Regions from separate parts of the Homo sapiens genome. Here region 1 is linked to region 2. Evidence: read pairs that join two places in POLR2A ChIA-PET (ENCODE). Cell type or tissue: MCF 10A. All regions are shown on one strand. Each heading gives the region's core, and the rest is flanking DNA. Links, peaks and the distances in the headings are about the cores only.

Region 1 (10,179 bases), core at 5,139-7,638, 61 kb after region 2:
CCCAGCAATTCCATTTCTGATTATATATCCAAAGGAAATGAAAACAATATGTCAGAGAGATACCTGCTCTTCCAAGTTCATTGCAGAGCTATTCACAATAGCTAAGATTTTGTATCAACCTAAGTGTCCATCAACAAATAAATGGATAAAGAAAATGTGGTATTTAAATGAGAATTAATAAGACCTAGTATTTGATAGTACAACAGGGTGACTATAGTAAAAAATAATTTAGTTGTACATTTAAAAATAACTAAAAGAGTATAATTAGATTGTTTATAACACAAAGGCTTGAGGTAATGGATACTCCATTTACCCTGATGTGATCACTATGCATTGCATTCCTGTATCAAAATATCTCATATACCCCATAAATAAACACACCTACTCTACTATGTACACACAAAAATTAAAAATTAAAAGAATATGCCCTATTTAAAAAAAAGAAAGAAAACGTAGTATTTAGACATAATGGAATATGACTCAGCCTTGAAAAAGAAGGAAACCTGTTATTTGTGACAACATGTGAACTTGAAAGACACTGTGCTAAGTGAAATAAGCTGGACACAGAAAGACAAGGTTGAATGATATCATTTATATGTGGAATCTAACAAGTAGGATACATAAAAGCAGAAAGTATAATGTGTTTTCCAGGGGTAGGGAGGTCAGGGAGAGAATAGGGAGATGTTGGTCAAAGGGTACAAATCAATGAGACAGGAAGAATAAGTTCTAGAGGTCTGCTGTACAGCACAGTGCCTATGGCTAATAACAGTATATTGCTTACTTGAAAAATTGCTAACAGAGTATATTTTCAATGTTCTTACCTCAAAAAAATAAGTATGTGAGGTGATGCATATGTTAATTAACTTGATTTATTCATTCTACTATATATATACATATCTCTCTCTCAACACATCATTTGTATACCATACATACATAGAATTTTTTGTCAATTAAATAAATTATTTAAAAAAATAAAATAAAGTTCATCTAGCTGGGTGTTTCCCAAAGTTGATTTTAAAAAATAAATAAATATGTTTATGCAGGTATGGCAAAAAGTGAAATAATGTGAATTATTCAAGTTCAGAGAGGTCAGGTGACTTTCCTGGGATCACACAGAAGACTCCCATCTCCTGCAACTCAGTCTGGTTTTCTTTCTGTCGCATTACCTGCTTAACAATTGTTCTTTAAAATGTTGTGTACAGTAGATATTATTTACATCCTTAGTGTTTTTATGTTTCCCAATTACAATGTGGGTAATTCAATTCTTTCATCGTTAATAGAAATTAGATAAGAAGAAGAATCTGTAAATTTCTGAATTCAATTTTATAAAGTACATTAGAAATATTAAATATCTAGAATTGTAGCATTTTGAAATTATGTAAAAACATAATTATTACAAAATCATGAATGGAAATTCAGGTCCTTTACATTTTGTGGGCTATAAATATTCAGAAAAATTTTAGAAGTTGATGTTCCTCGATGAGAACACATGGACACCTGGGAGGGGAACAACACACACTGGGGTCTGACGGCGGGGGCGGGGGAGGGAGAGCATCAGGAAGAACAGCTAAGGGATGCTGGGCTTAATACCTAGGGGATGAGTTGATCTGTGCAGCAAACCACCATGCCCCACGTTTACCTACGTAACAAACCTGCACATCCCTCACATGTATCTCGGAACTTAAAATGAAAATTGATTAAAAAAAAAGAATAAAAGTAGAGATGAAAGAAATGGATGTTCCTAAAAGAAACAACAGATACCTTTTAAAATACACTTTCAGTATAACTAAGTACCTTTTCAAGTTGGTTAAAAAATTCTAAAAGTAGAGTAGTCAAGTCCTTAAGTAACATGAAGATCCTATCTACAGTTTAAATAAATGTTCAGTCATCCCAACAGGAACAAATCATAAAGAAAATGTAAAGAATATATCAAATTGGCTAAATGCATTCTATATTCGTAGTGTACTCACTGAAGCATTGTTCGTGGGTTTTTTTTTTCTGATTCTTACCAAGCCTACATATTTCTTTTTAATTTTTTCTTTTTATGTTTCCCAAGTTTACAGTTCACATAAAATACCCACTGAAGCAGAGAGAAAAGTGAAACAAATATTTCACAGCTCTTTGGGGATTTGAATGGGTTTTTACAATAAAACCTTGATTACTCAAAGAGCACAGGAGTGCCTGAAACCTGATAGAAGGAACAGAGAGCAGGCAGTTCTAAAGGTGCCAAGAGAGACTCAGAACCTTGTGGAGTTGATGCACTGGCCCTTCAACCCTGGAACCCAGGCCAAGCACCAAACCAGGAAGGGTCCAAACAGCCCTGAACATGGCTATCGTGGCCAAACAAACCAAAAAAAAAAAAGTCACTTGGAAAAGATGTGCAAGGTTGTGGTTTCCTGATAAATTAAGATGACACAGGCAGTACCACAGGGCTTCCTTCATTACATTATTGTGAAATCTGGACTCAAATAGAATGAGGCAAACCCACAAGTTAAAGTGTTTTTAAAGTGGCTCAATAATCACTTTGAAAACAGAACACCCTTTCAGTCAGCATGACTGGAACTTTGATCAACAAATCCCCAAGAGCCACAACCCGTCTTTTGTGAACAAGTAGTATCAAGGTGGGGGTGGGCTTGGAGTGCACTGGATGCTTTTCTTCTTTCATCATGAAACCTGGTGGTTTTGTGTCATGTGATATGTTTTTCAGAGATTCGGCAGGAAGCTTGCACCGAGTGAAGGATTTATAAAGATTATAGGAGATAACACAAAGCTATTTTATCTCTTTAAAAAAAATCAAAGGTATTAAATTTTTTTCTACTTCATTTTTGTTTCCTCATTTAAAAATTAGCTGCCACAAATATTATCCCCCATCTGGGCACAAGGTCAGTTGGCATACAATTTTCTTCTTAATTTTCATTTTCTGGATTCCTTGATGACCTGATTTTGTACAAATTCATGCTGCAGAGATAAGGATTGATTGGCTACAAATCAAGGATCTCTGCAGAATGGGAATGAGAGACAAAGGAAGAGGAAGAGGACGGACACCACAAACCATCTTATCTTTTCAAAATGTGATTGGTGCATTTCCAACATTGGCTTACCTTTCCTTATGCTGTCCATAAATTTTGTGCAGGTGTAAGCTCATCCTACACATGTCATTTGGACCAGACCAAGGCTGCTGTCATGGAGGACCCACACCACAGCTTGGGAACCATTCATCTACCAGAGGGTCACATGACTTCAAATGACTCTTCTAGGGGCCACCTGCCATGATAGGGTACCAGCTCTTCCTCTGAATTCCCAATCCATTTCTTGAGAACTACTGTTTCTAATAAGGTACTGTTTCTAATACCTTTCCAACAATGGTTTATTCATTTATCCATACATTTAAAATACAGATTTTTTTTAGCATCTGCCATGTTTAAGATCCTCCTCTAGCACTAGGAATACATTATTGAATAGAACAAAGTCCCTGATTTCATGGTGTTTACATTTCAAGGGAGAACTATTCCTTCTTAGAACAGAACACCGTACAAAGTTGTAACATAGTAAGTGAAAGTGCTCTGGCCAAGGCTGAGACCACAGTCTACCACGAGCTCCTTGCATTGTGAAGAATGAATATTTCTTAAGCACTTAACTGTGTGCCAGGCATTGTGTAAAGTCCTAATATACATTTGCTTCCTCATCGGGTGGGAAGTTGAGCAGGAGGCTTTCTAAAGTGTCTATTAAAACCCAAGTTATTTGGTTGGCCACTTTAGTCTGTGGTGGATTATCTGCACATTTTTGCCTAGAGATCACTTAATCTGTGGCATAGAAAAACTATATTCAATTGGCCGTGTGTAGTGGCTTAACGCCTGTAATCCCAGCACATTGGGAGGCCGAGGCAGGTGGATCACGAGGTCAGGAGTTTGAGACTAGCCTGGCCAACATGGTGAAACCCCGCCTCTACTAAAAATACAAAAATTAGTGGAGTGCGGTGGTAGGTGCCTATAATCCCAGCTACTTGGGAGGCTGAGGCAGGAGAATCACTGGAACCCGGGAGACGGAGGTTGCAGTGAGTGGAGATCGTGCCACTGCACTCTAGCCTGGGCAACAGAGTAAGACTCCGTCTCAAAAAGAAAAGAAAAGAAAAGAAAAGAAAAGAAAAGAAAAGAAAAGAAAAGAAAAAAAAGAAAAGAAAAGAAAAGAAAAGAAACGAACAACTCTATATTCAATAGATCTCTTGAAATAACTTGAATTTGGTGGGGGATGAGGAGGGGTTTCTAATAAGACATGTAATGTAGTAGAAAGATCTAGGCCTACGTTCAAATCTCATTTTTTCCACTAACTGGAACTTCTTTAGTAAGTTGGGGTTAATTCATTTCTCCCAGTATTATTGTAAGGATTACATTGATTTTTATTTTACAAATTTTTATGAGGTCCCTGTGGTGTACTAGGCACTGACCTTGCTACTGACGATATAACAACAATCATCAAGACATATAAAAGTCACTGCTCCATGAGGTGATCTAACACCTCGCCCTTTTGCTTCCTTTGTCTTCCTTTTTTTAGAGGGGAAGAAGGTCATGTGGGAATCAGTTAAATCACGTGTGGATAGAAGACAAGTTCCAGCTTTGTGGGAAATCCTGTAGCCTTCGCCAGGTACACCCTGACAATCTCAGAACTGATCAGGTAAAGCCAGCTCTGAGTTAGACCCTTCTGTGGCCTGTCAGGGAGAGCAGAGAGGGATATGCAGAATCCAGGCAAACCTGTTGTCTGGACTGGCAGAAATGGGAAGAAGCATTTCCAGAACACAGCTGAACAACCAAACCATCATCTATGTTCAAAGGGCTTCTTCTTAAATGCATTTCAAATCGATTTGCAAATTTTAAACAATGTGTCTTTAGTTTAAAAGCTCTAAATATTAAAAAATCAGTAAATTCTCCTTTAGCACTGCCCCACCCTCTGCCATTCTTCTCTTTCTCAGCACAATGGCATTACTGTTCTAACCACTCAATATTCAATATCTTATGTACTTTTAAGGAAATCTTAGGCACAAGAAAAAAGTTTATTTGTGAGGTGAGTTAACTCTTGTTTAAAAAAAAAATGGGTTGGCTCATATATAAACCTTACAAAAGGTTAATGCATAAAACACAAATATAGTTCAATTTCCTTTTTATGTGATTAGAGAAACTTACCTACAGAGTTGCCTATGACACCTACAAAAGAGGTGATGATAAGAATGATGCAGTTCACACTGTTCAATGGTTCCTTAAATTAATGAACACCAGATATGTTAGTGTGATTTCTTCTTCCTCTTTCAAGTTCTTTATTTACCACTCCATGCCCTCCAGGTTAGCTGAGTTTAGTGCTCTGGGATAATGACTAGTTGAATTCGCTGCAATTTTTTAAATATGCCTAGCATAGGGGCCAAAGGAAAACTTCTCTTCCACTCTCTGAAGGTTCACTGAAAATCAACTGGCAAAAGGCAGATCAGTAGGAGAAATGGCATACAAATTACTAGCATCCACGAGGGAGAATCACAGAGTGATTGCCTCATACCCCGTGGGGTAGAGGTGTTTATATACCCTACATCTTAGGGGAAAAGGAAATGGAGATGTATAGGTGACTTTATAGGGACAGAAAACAATTTTTAGGGGAATTCACTGGGCTTGAAGAACATACAATGGCCAGAGACAAAGTCTGTTGGGCCTGCAGAGTGGACAATGGTTTGTGACAAAAGTCTGTCCAGGTGTGTTGACAGATTTCAGTCTTCCTTCCTGCGATAGGAGATGAGTTAATGGAAACTCAGGGAAAACTTAGGGTAATTGTCTTCTTCTTTGATGGGTCCAGACTTTTCGGCAGATAAGGAAACATCAGAGAACAAATTTATCCTGTGCTTTGGGAGATAGGAAGGGGAGAAGGTCAGGGAGACCTTGAGGCTCCTTCAGTTCAGCATGTCAAAGTGCCATATCTTAGAGTATCAGTTTCTGAGCCCCAACACTAGAAACATGAACAAGTTAACAATTCAGTTAAAAGGGAGAGAGAGATGAACTGAGTGAAGTGCATTGTAATCCTTCCTGAGGTTAAGCTAGTGATAGTCGGCCTCTCAGGCGATTATGTTCACCCTCCTAGTGTCAGGGAGACATCTTTACTGCTTTTCCTAAGAGAACTTAAGAGATACTGGGGCAGGGCAGGGAATTGGAAGCAGATAGCAATGTGGACAATCTGACTTTGTTGGCAAATGACTAACCTGAATACAATGAAGTTAAACATCTGCAGATAGTTTCTGGTTGTTGGCTTTTATCAGTTTTTATATCCATGTGGAGTGGTGGGGCTGTGATTAAGAAAGCTGGTGGACTGTGAATTACATTTTTCACCTTTTAGTTTAAGGATTGAATATGACACATTTGGGTGGAAGAGCACACCAGTTGGATTTTACTTTTTTTTTTAATGTGACTGAGAGAAAGTGAATCAGCTGTATTTTGTATTTATTCAGGTTTCATAGTGCTGATTCAGGGACAAGTGTCTTTGTTTTATATCAAATTCTGGGTCTTTTTCAGCAGAAATGAATCAAAGAGAATCAGAGAAATGTGAGTTGACTTTTTTAAAGGAAACAGGAGGATCTGGTGTCAGAGCTTTTAGTCCAGAGTTTCACATTGATGATAGCTGTAGCTGCTTTCTAGAATTCTCAGGAATTAATTACAACCAGATTTGTTTTTGTGGCATTCACATCCCATCTATTTGTCAATTGCTCATCCACTCATCCAACTTCTCCATCTCCATGGAAATCATTTCTTTTTTCCAAGGAAAATCACACAGGAAAACAATAGACTCAACTTGGAAACATCAAAACAGTCAAAGCAGTCTTTCTGAGAACAAGGCCTATATCCCTCAGCTTGATCTGTTTCCCTGAAAACACCCTGAATGATGTTTTTCTTATGTTGAGCTCTTCAAGATCCATATTCTTAGACACTGGGCCAAAAATAATGGGCTTGCCTTTCCCTGTGAGGGACCTTGCCCTATGACCTAAGCTGCCCACACAACCACTGAGCAATAATCCTGTTGGCCTCTTAGAGGGAAATGATGAAAACAAGAAATTGTCCCTCCAACTTGAGGGTTTTTTTCTCCATAAGTCTTAAAATTAATGAGAGCAGTAAGAAAGCATCGTGGCTTCAGTATAAATATAAAAACTATTAATTGTAACAATAGAGAAGAAGTCATAATTCATAATCATTTCCATCTTTCATGTTGAATATTTCAGGGTTTGGAAAAAAATATTTGCATTGATTTTTTTCCCCGAAGCCTAAATTATTCACAAGTATTATGTATCACTGAATTAACAGTAGTCAGAATTGTGTGTTCAACATAAATACCGAAGTATATAACTTTGAATATTTCCACAAATACAATGGATAAAAAGGTAATTTTGTTCACATGAGTCAATGAATTTCGGAAGTAGAGGTGGCAACTCAAACAAACTCTACGCTCCAAACCCACCCCTTTGTGCTTCTTCAAGAATCAAGAATTAAGGCTACAATTCTTAATACCTACATGTTGTTTGGCCAGTTACTTAACTTTTGTTTCTTAGTTTTCTCATCTGTAAAATGGAGCTACTTGTTTCTACTGCATGGAAATATTATGAGAACTACAAGTATTAGAACAATGCCTGCAGTATAGCAAGAACTCAACGTTAGCTATCATGTTTATTTAAACTTCCTAATTCACTTTGTAACTTCTGTGCCTAAGGTGAAGATCCAGGAATACTTAAAGAAATCTCTGAAACAGTTTCTTCTTCGTTTTTTTTTTTTTTTTTGAGATGGAGTTTCACTCTTGTTGCAGTGGCACCATCTCAGCTCACTGCAACCTCCGCCTCCCAGTTTCAAGCGATTCTCCTGCCTCAGCCTCCCGAGTGGCTGGGATTACAGGCATGCACCACCACGCCCAGAAAATTTTGCATTTTTAGTAGAGACAGGGTTTCAAACCATGTTGGTCAGGCTGGTCTCGAACTTCCAACCTTAGGTGATCTGCCCGCCTCGGCCTCCCAAAGTGCTGGGATTACAGGCGTGAGCCACCGCACCCGGCCAACAGTTTTGTAACCTCAGCACCACTGGCATTTTGGGCTGAATAACTTTTTGTTATGGGGGTGCTTTTCTGTGCATTGCAGATGTTTAGCAGCCTCTACTCAGCAGGTGCCAGGAGCATCTCCCCATTTCAGTCATGACAACCCAGTATGGCCTCAAGACATAGCCAAATGTCCTCTGGGAGAATGAGGGAAGGGACAGAGTCAAAACTGCCCTTGACAAGGACTCTAGAATATTCAAAAATTTAAAGCATATGTCTAAAGCAGATTTTCTCTATCAATGGCACTGTCCAAACATAGACCAGAGATTCAAACAGCAACTATTTCTTTTTTAAAAAATCTAATTTCTGATAGGATAATTTAGTTACAATTTGAGGGGAAAAGGTGAAACAAGAAAACATAAAGGAAAAGAAGGGAGAGAGAAAGGAAGAAAAAACAGGAGGGAAGGAAGAAAAAGAGAAAGAAGAAAGGAAGGAAGAAAAAAGAAAGAAAGACACTTAATTGTACAAGAAGAATTATCTATCACTTAACTAGAGACCAGGTCCTCTCTTCCTCTATGCTACAGCAATTTCCAGTTTTTTTTAGCTAACACACAGTAACTGAAATCTAGAAGCTTTATCTAAAAAGCATTTGTTTTAAAAGATTAAGGAAAATCCCATTAGATGGTTGGTGGCCTGTGTTTTGTTACATAAGTCATGTGGGCTAACTTAAAGATCAACCACTCCTTTCAGTGCTCACTTCTGAAATGGATTTTGTTGGAGGGAGAAAAGGAGGAAAAGATAAAAAGGAACCAGAAATGTCCATTCATTCTATTCATGAAAATTGCTTTTAGTATTTATTTACCTCCAAGTCTTTGTTAGACAGGACCTCCATTATTATCTTACTCATCTATTTTTATTCCTTTTGACAAAAACTCACTTCTAATTACTACAAGATAGTTTAAATCAACCTCCCTAGTGCTCAGGTTGGTGTCGATAAAGCTAACTCGGCAGTTTGGTTTTTGAAAATTGATGAGGAGGAAGAAGAGCTCAGATTTAATTCTAACCAGCAAAATGTAACTCTGATCCCAAAAGATCACCAATACATCCTTGAGGCAAGTAGGAATGTATACATTAAAATGTATTAAATAGTCCAGTCCAAACTCAGTGCTACATTCAGAAAACATCAGCCTAACATCCAACAATAACTAAAAACAGTGTAAATTTTTCTTTCACTTTCCTTAAAAATTCCAGGAGGAAAATTATGTTCACAATGCAGACTAGAAACCTCTGTTGTCCATTTGCCACTAGCGCTGCCACCCATATGTAGCCGTGTCCCCCAGCAGTTCCTGTCCTTTGAAACTCCCCTAGAACTCAGCCTCCAACTCAGTGCTTGTATTTTCAATTTCTCTCATCCCTTCCACCTTACCAATGTATTTGTTTTCTTCTCACAGTAGTTGTCTGTTCTTTTGATGTCTATCCAGCTATGATTCCCAACCTTAAAAGATGTTTTCTTCTCTCTCTCTCTCTCTCTCTTTCTTTTTTTCTTTGAAACAGAGTCTTGCTCTGTCATCCATGCTGGCGTGCAGTGGCGTGATCTTCGCTCACTGCAACCTCTGCCTGCCAGGTTCAAGTAATTCTCCTGCCTCAGACTCCGGAGTAGCTGGGATTACAGGCACACACCACCAATGGTAGTTGTCTGTTCTTTCGATGTCTATCCAGCTATGATTCCCAAACTCATAAGACAGTCTCATGGGCCCAACAAGTAAGGAAATACAGAATCTCTATCATTTAGAAAAGACAGAAGCTACAAATACTCATGTAAATATATTTATATTACATATAATATGTGTATGTGTGTGAGTGTGTGTGTGTGTGTGTGTATGTGTGCATAACCCATCCCTGTACAAAACAAATAGAGGGAGTTGGCTTGTTTATAGAATAATGAAATATGGAACTATTCTCACAGTGAAATCATTACATGAAACTTTTATCAGAAAGGAAAATAATTTTCATTGCCTTTCTAGTGAGTGGCTTGGCTATGTATGTTTCTTCTAAGCTTTTATGACTGTTAGTACCAAGATGAAGTAAGATGAAGTTGGGAATCAATTCAGCTGCTCTTTCTTTCTTTTTTTTTTT
Region 2 (10,179 bases), core at 2,673-5,172:
ACTCCTCACGACTGCCTCTCCAAGGAGTCTACCAAGAAAGCACCAGCATCGCTGGGTTGGTCTCTAGGTAGGCAGTCTTCAGGATGCTAGAGAGTTCTTCAACATGGAAGAACTGTGGCCTCCACCCAATCCTGTCTCCCACCTTGTCACTTGAGCCTCACAGGGACAGTGCCCACAGCCTTTGGAAGTCCTGCCTGTGTTTCTGACCTCCACCCTGCCCTACATTTACAAAGTATCTTGTTAAAGTGGTGCATCAGCTTTTGGTCCCCGATATCCTAATTGCCAAGGTGCCAACTCTGTATAAGATGCCATAAAGAGATCAGTTGCTGTCCCCTCCTCTTCACCCTCCACTTCTCTCCTCTTAGACTGTGCCTCCAAACTAACTCCTCCCTCCTTCAGATACAAATGAACCTGGCCCAGGGACATCAGTGATCCCAGAAGGGCCATACAAAGCCAAAATGAAGCCTTACCTTGGCAAGCTGAAATGTCCCATGACTCAACAAATCCTCACCAAATCTCTAGGAAGCATGAGTAGGGAAAATCCACCTTAGAAACAGAATCAGAGGTTGCAGTAATTTTTAGGTAGTCAGAAAGGCAGACAGAGATGCTGAAAGGTAGAGAGAGCCCTTCAGTTGTCTGTTCAGTCCAGTCCAGTGTGGTCTCCGCTGAACCACAAGCCCGTAAGTATAAGTAAGACACAATCCTTAAAAAAAAAAAAATCAAGCATGAAGAACGTCTACTACATCCATGGGACCAAGAGTAGGACATGCATTTTCTTGCTTCACCAGAGCTCGTGGAGACCCAGAGAGGAACTTAATTTAATAATTCAAAGGAGATATAACTTTTGCTGCCCCTTCTTCCAGACATCTGATAAGCCAGGATTCATTTTTATGTTCAGCTATGTGAGACCAAAGTAACTTCTCATGGTTGCCATGGGATACCTTCTAAATATGTGGCCTGATGTGATTTCCCCAAATTGTTAAGCAGTGAAAATATCATAGTTTCTAAGTATACAGATTTTTTTCAATTACATATCTAGATAAATGTGATATTTCCCCTTTGGGTTGTATGATATTAGACTTGGCTATGTTTCAGTAGATTTCAGTAACAGAATTAAAGACTTTCTAGCTACAGGGCATCAATAACTTAGAGACCAGTTAATTTGGGTTGACGATTTGAATGATGCCAACTTATTTTTTTTTTTTAACAGAGGAAATTTGTTTTGCAACAGAAAACATAAGAAATTTTCCCTGCTTGGAAGATACTCATACATACCAGGTATGCTCATCATACTTTGTATAAACCTTGACCAGTGAACTTTTATGTAGTGACTATTTGTTCAGTTGTCCTTCTTCTCTACTAAACATGGGCTCCTGGAGGGCATGGAGTGTGTTGTTTGTCTCTATCCCTAATGTCTAGCACAGTGACTGATGCATTGGCGGTATTCCATAAATGGTGGTTAATGAATTGTACTTGGACAAAGAGGCCTTGGAAGAAAGATAGTGATAGCGTCAAGGAATAAAATTTGTTTTGAATATAAGTCTTTGCCCCACCCACAATTTTTGGCTCTAGGGAGATAATAACAAAGATTTAACTGGAAATTCATTTCCCCACAAATATATAGAAACCCAGAAAATAGACTTAGGATTTAGAGCAGCAAGGCAATATCCTAGTAATCTACTGAAGCAGTTTGGCTGTTCTGCCACCCTGGAGGTAATTGTATTTGCGGTTGAGAAGGGATGCCACATCACATTATGTTGATCTGTATATCCATCACTGCCTGTGCTTTCCTCTGCCACCCCCTTGCATGATACAGTGTAATTCCAGTGATAGAGACTATTGTGACATTGCTAATATGAGGGAAAAAATAATTTTTTAAAATAAGGGATTTAGCAATGCCTGTGAAATGTTGAACATAGATACTTTTTAAAAAGTACTCATTTCTCATTTCTCTTTTACATGCTGGGATGTTTCCTTCAAGCCCTCCTTCATCTAAAGATGATGTAAATTTTCTGGCACATAAATCCCTCTTTCTTACCTTCCTTTTCATCGTTAAATACTCTTTCCTTTCTGAAGGGAAGCACAGTTCCCCAAAGCCCATTGGTTTGCAGCAGCTGCAATAGAAAAAACCTGTGTGGAGTTCAAGTTTTTTTTTTTGTTTGTTTGTTTTTTGTTTTCAGAAGGAGGGAGAAGGGAAGTTCTACCCAAACAGTAATGGCCAGGTAGGAGACTCATACCTATTCTCCATCAGCTCTCTCTGAATCTGCCTGGGTACTACCTGGGCCTTGTCTTCAGGGCTGCAGTTGCCATAACTTCATAGGTTTTTGCAAATTCAGCTCCCAGAAGATGTTTTGTTTATTATTGTTTGCCTGTGATTATGGCCTACAGCTGTAACCACGATTTCCAGCTGACTTGTCAGCAGTTCAGCCTAATTGCAGGCAAAAGGACTCAGCATAATGTAGGTAGGGACCACGTAAGGTGCTCTATACAATCACACAGCCCTGGGCTCCAATCCCGGCTATAGCTCTGTGACTCTGAACAGGTTACTTACTCTCTGAGCCCTTTAGTATACGTGTCTGTAATATCGGAATAAAAATATAGACTTCACTATATTGTCATGGAATTAAGTAAGGTGAGGTATGTAAAGGGTGTGGGAAAGAGGAGGCCCTATAAACAGTACAAATTCATTCCACTTTTGATTAGCTTCCTCTCTCTCCCAGTAGTAACAGAGGCTGCAAGATACAGAGGAAAATGGAAAACGCATCTTTGTTGGGATGCCCTGTTCACTCTTTCTGTCCCACCTCTTTTATATTCTCTTGCTATGGGAGGGCTGAAGGCCTCAGGATGAATGAGGGAAAATGAAGATGAAAACATGTTCTTAAGCGAAAACTTTTAAGAGAAGCAACAATACTTTCCTTGAATTCAAATTTTAAAAATCATAAATAGGCTTTGTATATTCTTTTTTTTTTTCTTTTTTTTTTGAGATGCAGTCTTGCTCTGTCACCCAGGCTAGAGTGCAGTGTTGCAATCTCGGCTCACTGCAACCTCCGCCTCCTAGGTTTGACTGATGCTCCTGCCTCAGCCTCCCGAGTAGCTGGGATTACAGGTGCCTGCCACCATGCCGGGCTAATTTTTTTGTATTTTTAGTAGAGACGGGGTTTTACCATATTGGCCAGGCTCGTCTCGAACTCCTGACCTCATGATCTGCCTGCCTCGGCCTCCCAAGTGCTGGGATTACAGGTGTGAGCCACCGCACCTGGCCAGCCTTTGTATATTTTTATCACTTATATTTGAATACTGTCCAAACAAACTTCCCAGATAAAAGTTCTAAGTTTAAGCTTTGGAAATGTGTTGCTGTGGCCACTTATACTCAAAGAAAAGAGAGGACGAGGGAGGGGGAAGGAAGGAAAGTACTCTGGATCCAAAAGTTCAGGGTAGTTTTACAACACTTTGACAACACTTACTTGCCTGGTCACAGCATTTGCTTTCTCTTACCAGCAGTTTCTTCAAGTTCATGGCATTGCACGTGGAGTGGCAGGACTTATGGAGCGGTTTTGATGCGATATGATACTCTGCCTTAAAACAACTCTAGAGAAAGACACAGGAGACACAAATGAAGTGAATAGACATGCCCTTTAATTAGCATATATTCAAAGACCTGTCATGATGGGGCGATATACTAGGACCTTCAGTTTAACATTACTTAAGTGGGTAAAATGTGCAGAGGAAATTTCTTTGGCCCCAGAGTCTATCTGTCATATACATTTGCTGGGTCCAGCTGTATTTCCTAAATGCTGAACATATCGTTCTGGCTGTTTATATTCTTGGCATCCAGCACTGCTGTGCATTCCCAAGCGCCAGAGAGCACGGAGCGCAGCAGTAGCTTTCCCTAAAAGGCCTGTAAAGCCATGACTAGTTTATTCTCTCAAGGATCCAAGGTACTTGTTAAAGCACAAGATCTGTTGCAACTGACGTGGCTCTGAATTAAATGTGTCGCAACACATTCTTAGGGAGACAGAGTTCCTTTGACTAACAGCCTCCATGTTTGTCAAAACTACTGTAAGCCAAAGGTTAGCAGCAGCATCTGGCAGCACAAAACCAAGTCTACAAAGCTAAAGTAAGCACTAGGCCAGTGAGTCCAATGCCTGCTACAGCTTACTCTCTCCACTGCTCGGTCTGGGTATGAATTTACAGACTACACTGGGTGCATAAAAACAGAGCAGAAACCTGGGTGATTCTTTTACTCCCAGAGAGAGATGCCCAACTCTGTTTTGGAACAGGCAATGTGGTGGATTTTCAAAAACATTTGTTTTCATTGATTATATATTTTAAATGAAAAAAATGACATTTTTAGGTAGCTCAGTTTAAGATATTCAAAATCTCATAGAGGCAGAAACATTAAAAAGGGCTGGGGGAGGGATAGCATTAGGAGAAATACCTAATGTAAGTGACAAGTTAATGGGTGCAGCAGACCAACATGGCACGTGTATACCTATGTAACAAACCTGCACGTTGTGCACATGTACCCCAGAGCTTAAAGTATAATGAAAAAAATAATTAATTAAAAATTTAAACAAAAAAGTAAGTCTAAGATCAAATGGCACAGGAATGCAGTGGAGGGACTTAACCCAGGCTGAGACAGGAGGGGAGGCAATGGTGGCACCATGGGGCTGCTACCAGTTTCCCTGGAACCCCAGATAACTCTGCAATCCGAATAACTGGACATACAGCATCCAGCTTGTTTACACACCTTCACTTTGAGCCACTGGGGGATGGGCAGATTGGTACACAGGTTTTCTAGAGGAGGCCTAAATTAAGGTTTAGAGTGCAAACTGAAACAAATGGGGAGGTGTCACTCTTATAAAGGTTAGAATCCAGCTTTCACTTGAGGCCGAATACTTCTGATGTCTCAGCTTTATGTGTGTTTAACACAGTAGGTATCAAAGCATCTGATATTTCAAAATGCACTTGTGGCCTACCTCTGACTCTGACCTAAAGAGGGAATGAAATAATTTGTAAGCATGGCAGATCAAGGAAAAAGAGAATTTGTTCTAGCAAAAGTCTTTAAAAGGTGATACCTTTGGATATGGAAGTTTCACTTAAAGAATTTTATTTCAAGTGAATACTTAAGAGAATATTTAGTTACAAGTATATCCATCACTGTTTTGTTTTCTTCTTGAAAGAAAGGAAAAACAGGAAGCCATCTAAATATTTGTCCAACAGTAACACATTATATGGTACAGTCCTATAATAGAATAATTTACAGTCTTTAAAAAGTGATTTTATAGAATAATATGAAAAAATGGAATGACATTGTTCAGAAAAAAAAAGCAAATTGAGAGTCATGCTATGAAAGACACTACAAAGAGGGTAAAATGACAAAATATTTGCAAATCATATATTGGATAAAGAACTTCTATCCAAAATACAAAAAAAAGTCAAAAAAACTCCATGAGAAACTAAAACCCAATTTTAAAATGAGCAAAGCATCTGAACAGATACATCACAAAAAAAATACTGATGGAAAATAAACATATGAAAAGATGCTTAACATCACTTGTGACTAGTGAAATGCAAATTAATACAACAATGAGATGCCAGTACACATCTATTCGAATAGCCAAAATCCAAAGCACTGATAATACAAATTGCTGGCAAGGAAGCTAAGCAACAGGAACTCTCATTCATTTCTGATGGGAATGCAAAATGATATAGCCACTTTAGAAGACAGCTTAGCAGTAAAGCAAAACTTAGTCTTACCATATGATCCAACAATCAGGCTCTCAATTATTTACCCAATTGATGTGAAAATATATGTCCATGTGCACAATATGTGCATGCACATGAAAAATCCACATGCAAAAATATTTGTAGCAGCTTTATTTATAATTGCCTAGAAGCAACTAATATGTCTTTTAATAGGTGAGTGGATCAATAAATTATGACACATACATATAATGGAATAATATTTAGCAATAAAAAGGAATGAGCTATCAAGCCATGCAAAAATATGGGTAAATCTTAAATGCATATTTCAAAGTGAAATAAGCCAATCTGAAAAGTTTGGATACCGTATGATCCAATTTTTATGACATTCTGGGTAAAAACAAAACAAACAAAAACTGCAGAGACGTCAAACAGATCCATGGTTGCCAGGGGTTTAGAAGAGAGATGGTCGAATAGGTGAAGCAAGGGAAGCTATTTTTTGGGTGGTGAAACTCTTCTGTATGATATTGCAATGGTAAATACTTAACACTGCATTTGTCAACATTTATAGAACTTTACAGCACAAAGAGTGAAACTTAAAGCGTGTGAATTTTCAAAAGTCATTTAAGAGTCCAGGGGATCCCGGGTTGGAATGCAGACTATGACAAAGGAATTTCCGTTAGAAATATATAAAACGACCTCACTGAAGAGAGTGGGGGTAAAAGTGCCAAACTAAATAACTTTTTGGAATGAGTGGAAAGTAAAACTGTACATAAGCACTGTACTCTAATTGGTAAAATTATTGCCCATGAGAATAGGGGTTAACAATTCTGAAACCACCATATGTGCATCCTAGAATTGAACAATTAAGTAAATAAATGGCAGATGGTGGAAACTAGGTTTCTCACTATTGGAGTAGGAGTTTACAGAGAAGCAAGAAAATAAGTCTAGAATGATTCATGTACTGGATTAGAGTTGGAGATATCAGCATGAACTCATATTTAGTTTAATATAGATACAAATGAATGTATAGGAAGAAATAATTATAGACATGTTTGCATACACCAGTTAGTGTACACCACATACATGTTTTCTTGCTCTGTTAGCTGAGAGAGCCTCAAAGCAACAAATTCAAGTACCAATGAGCCCACTCAGTGCCCAGATATTGATTTCTAATACCATTCTCCAATAAAAGAATCCAGAGCTCCTTGGAGAAATGGCTGATCTCAGGTCAGGCAGGGAGAATGTAAGTCTGAAGCATCTTGTAAGTGCCAGAAAGTAAAACTTGCTCAAGAAAACCCACAACAATGGGGCATGTCAAAGGGACACAGCAGCCAACTGAAGAGCTCCCAATGGCCAAACCTGGAACAATTTGAGCAAAAAGATAAATAACAGTGTTGGATTATAACCCATAATAATGAATAAATATCAGTTAATATTGTTACAAATAAGTGATTGAATATATAAGTGAGAGAGAATAAAAAATATATAAATTATCTGTAAAGAAGAATTCCAAATAATTTATGTAGATACTGCCCCACTTTAAGGAGTAGAACATAACTTCCCATTTCTTAACAGTGGGCTCTACACAGTGACTTCCTTCCAAAAAGCACAGTATGAAAAGTGTAACTTCATTGTGGAGAGAACTGACAAGCTACCTCAGCCAGATGATCGAGGTTGACATGTACAGTAATAAGTCATGCTGATAGTATGTATCCTTGATATGTTGGGATGATAATGGCATTTCTGGGGTTCTCCTCCCCAATATTCATAACCCCAGCATAATCATGAGAAAAAAACAAACATCTCAAATGAGGGACATTCTACAAAACAACTAACCATTATTATTCAAAACTGTCAAAGTCATCAAGAACAAGGAAGCGTGAGAAACAGTTATAATCTAAGCAGCCTAAAGACACAATAATTAAATGTAATGTGGTATCCTGGATGGGATTCTCGAACAGAAAAGGAATATAGGGTAAAAAGTAAAGAAATATGAATAAAGAAAGCATTGACTTCAGTTAGTAATAATGTATACTGTAACAATGTGGTCTATATGGGAAGTCTCCACTATCTTTACAACTTAAAAAATTTAAGCTTTAAGTATAAATCTTAAACTAATATAAAATAGAAAGTTAATTAAACAAAGAGCGTGTTCTATAATTTTTCTGAATTTGTAGTTAGATAGATATTTAGATAGATAGATAGATACACATATGGCCACATAGAAAAAAAGAAAAAAGCTATATCAAAATATTAACAGTGGCTATTGGTGGTGGTGTGATTAGAAAGTATTATTTCCTTATTTTGTTCATCTGTATATATGATTTCATAATACAAAAACAAAAATAAATTGTGAGTCTTTATTTGGACCAGAATACTTCCCTAAGTACAAAAATAAGAATCATATCTAGTATTTAAAATTTCTAAAAATATTTAACAGGCATGCAGTATGGAATAATTCTGTCGGGGAACAATATAAAAATTACTTTTTAATTTAAAACTCTTCTCCCAGTATGCTCTTTGATAGTGCCTAAGGATAAATGTAAAGAAGAATAGTTATTTCTTAAACTAAGAATTTGACAAAACATAGCCCAGAAAGAGTCTCAAGTTAATCTTCCAGAGGAATTCCAATTCCCTCTTTTAATTCATTCACTTTCCTGATTCTAATTTCTTATGTAATTTAAGATGTTTTAAAACCTCTAGAGAGGCTGGTCTGAGGCTCCAAGGAGGTGCTCTCAGATGACCCTTGAATTCCGTTCTAAGCACACCTCCTAGAGCAGACTCTTGCCTTGTAGATTAGGAGATGATGGTTGTGCACAACGTCAGAATGCTGGTAATGTCATTAACACCTTCTCCAGTGAGAAGCAATTAGCTATTTTCAACAAAAATGTATTCTGTAATTCCCATGATGCCTTCGCTTACTCTTTTCAAAATTATTCAATCATTCTGTGCTTGAATTTATTTGAGATAGGCCATATATAGATATAAAATTATATATATAATATATAATATATATTATATTATATATTTATATATAATATTTATATATAAATAATATATAAATATATTATATAAAATTATATATTATATATAATTTTTAAAACAGTTAAACATGCACTGTTTTATTTCAGTGAATGGAAGATTTTGTTTTAACTTTTATTTTAGGTTCTGGAGTATATGACCAGGTTTGTTATATAGGTAAATTGCACGTCTTGGGGGTTTGGTGTACAGATTATTTCATCACCCAGGTAATAAGCGTAGTACATAATAGGTAGTTTTTGGATCCTCTCCCTCCTCCCACCCTCCACCCTCGAATAAGCCTTGGTCTCTGTTGTTCCCTTCTTTGTGTCCATATGTACTCAGTGTTTAGCTCCCATTTATAAGTGAGAACATACAGTATTTGGTTTTCTGTTTCTGTGTTAGTTTGCTTAGAATTATGGCCTCCAGCTCCATACATGTTGCTGCAAAGAATATAATCTTGTTCTTTTTTATGGCTGTGTAGTATTCTGTGGCGTATATGTATTAGATTGGTGCAAAAGTAAATGCAGTTTTTGCTATTACTGTCAAATGGCAACAATCACAATTACTTTTGCACCAACCTTTATGACATTTTATTTATCCAGTCTATTGTTGATGGGCATTTAGGTTGATTCCATGACTTTGCTATTGTGAAAAGTGCTGTGATGAACATAAGCATGCATGTGTCTTTATGGTAGAATAATTTCTATTCATTTGGGTATATACCCAATAATAGGATTGCTGCATCAAATAATACTTCTGTTATTTGTTCTTTGAGAAATTGCTACACTGCTTTCTACAATGGCTGAACTAATTTACATTCTCACCAGCAGTGTATAAGTATTCCCTTTTCTCTGCAACCTTGCCAGCATCTGTTATTTTTTGACTTTTTAATAATGGCCATTTTGACTGGTATGAGATGGTATCTCATTGTGGTTTTGATTGCCTTTCTCTAAAGATCATTGATATTAAGGCATTTTTTCATATGCTTTTTGTCCACCTGTATGTTTTCTTTTGAAAAGTGTTTGTTCATATCCTTTGCCCACTTTTTAATGGGGTTTTTTGTTTTTTGCTAGTTAATTTAAGTTCCTTATAGATACTGGATATTAGACCTTTGTCAGATGCAGTTTGCAAATATTTTCTCCCATTCTATACGTTGTCTGTTTACTCTGCTGATGGTTTATTTTGCTGTGCAGGAGCTCTTAGTTTACTTACATCCCACTTATCACTTTTTGTTTTTGTTGCAATTGCTTTTGGTGTCTTTGTCATGAAATCTTTGTCAGGGCCTATGTCCTGAATGGTATATCCTAGGTTATCTTCCAGGGTTTTATAGTTTTAGGTTTTACATTTAAGTCTTTAATCCACTTCGAATTGATTATTGTATATGGTGTAAGGGAGGGATCCAGTTTCCATCTTCTGCATATGGCTAGCCAGTTATCACAACACCATTGA

What was found. ChIA-PET counts read pairs that join two places held together with the same protein. Peaks named below come from ENCODE experiments on the same cell type or tissue, not always from the same donor. Only the 100,000 strongest peaks of a DNase experiment are listed, where the experiment ranks them.
Region 1: POLR2A ChIA-PET joins it to region 2 with 5 read pairs; 4 of 35 experiments call an interaction of 5 or more read pairs at or near these places.

Annotation. Positions count from the first base shown.
Region 1 is chr2:215,678,791-215,688,969 of GRCh38, forward strand. All of the region lies in intron 5 of LINC00607 (long intergenic non-protein coding RNA 607), which reads right to left. LOC102724861 (a long non-coding RNA gene) reads left to right here. Exons shown (of 8, transcript NR_187737.1): 6 at 3,134-3,336; 7 at 4,552-4,671. Among named protein-coding and RNA genes, the nearest start is that of LINC01614, 34 kb to the right of the region's middle. In MCF 10A, for the core only: no CTCF peak of the experiment used is centred there; no DNase peak of the experiment used is centred there.
Region 2 is chr2:215,620,648-215,630,826 of GRCh38, forward strand. LINC00607 (long intergenic non-protein coding RNA 607) reads right to left here. Exons shown (of 10, transcript NR_037195.1): 6 at 3,465-3,588; 7 at 2,039-2,114; 8 at 471-703. It overlaps LOC102724861 (a long non-coding RNA gene), which reads left to right. Exons shown (of 8, transcript NR_187737.1): 2 at 1,211-1,278. Among named protein-coding and RNA genes, the nearest start is that of LINC01614, 92 kb to the right of the region's middle. RefSeq lists an enhancer at 6,031-6,532. In MCF 10A, for the core only: no CTCF peak of the experiment used is centred there; a DNase peak (open chromatin) is centred at 3,974.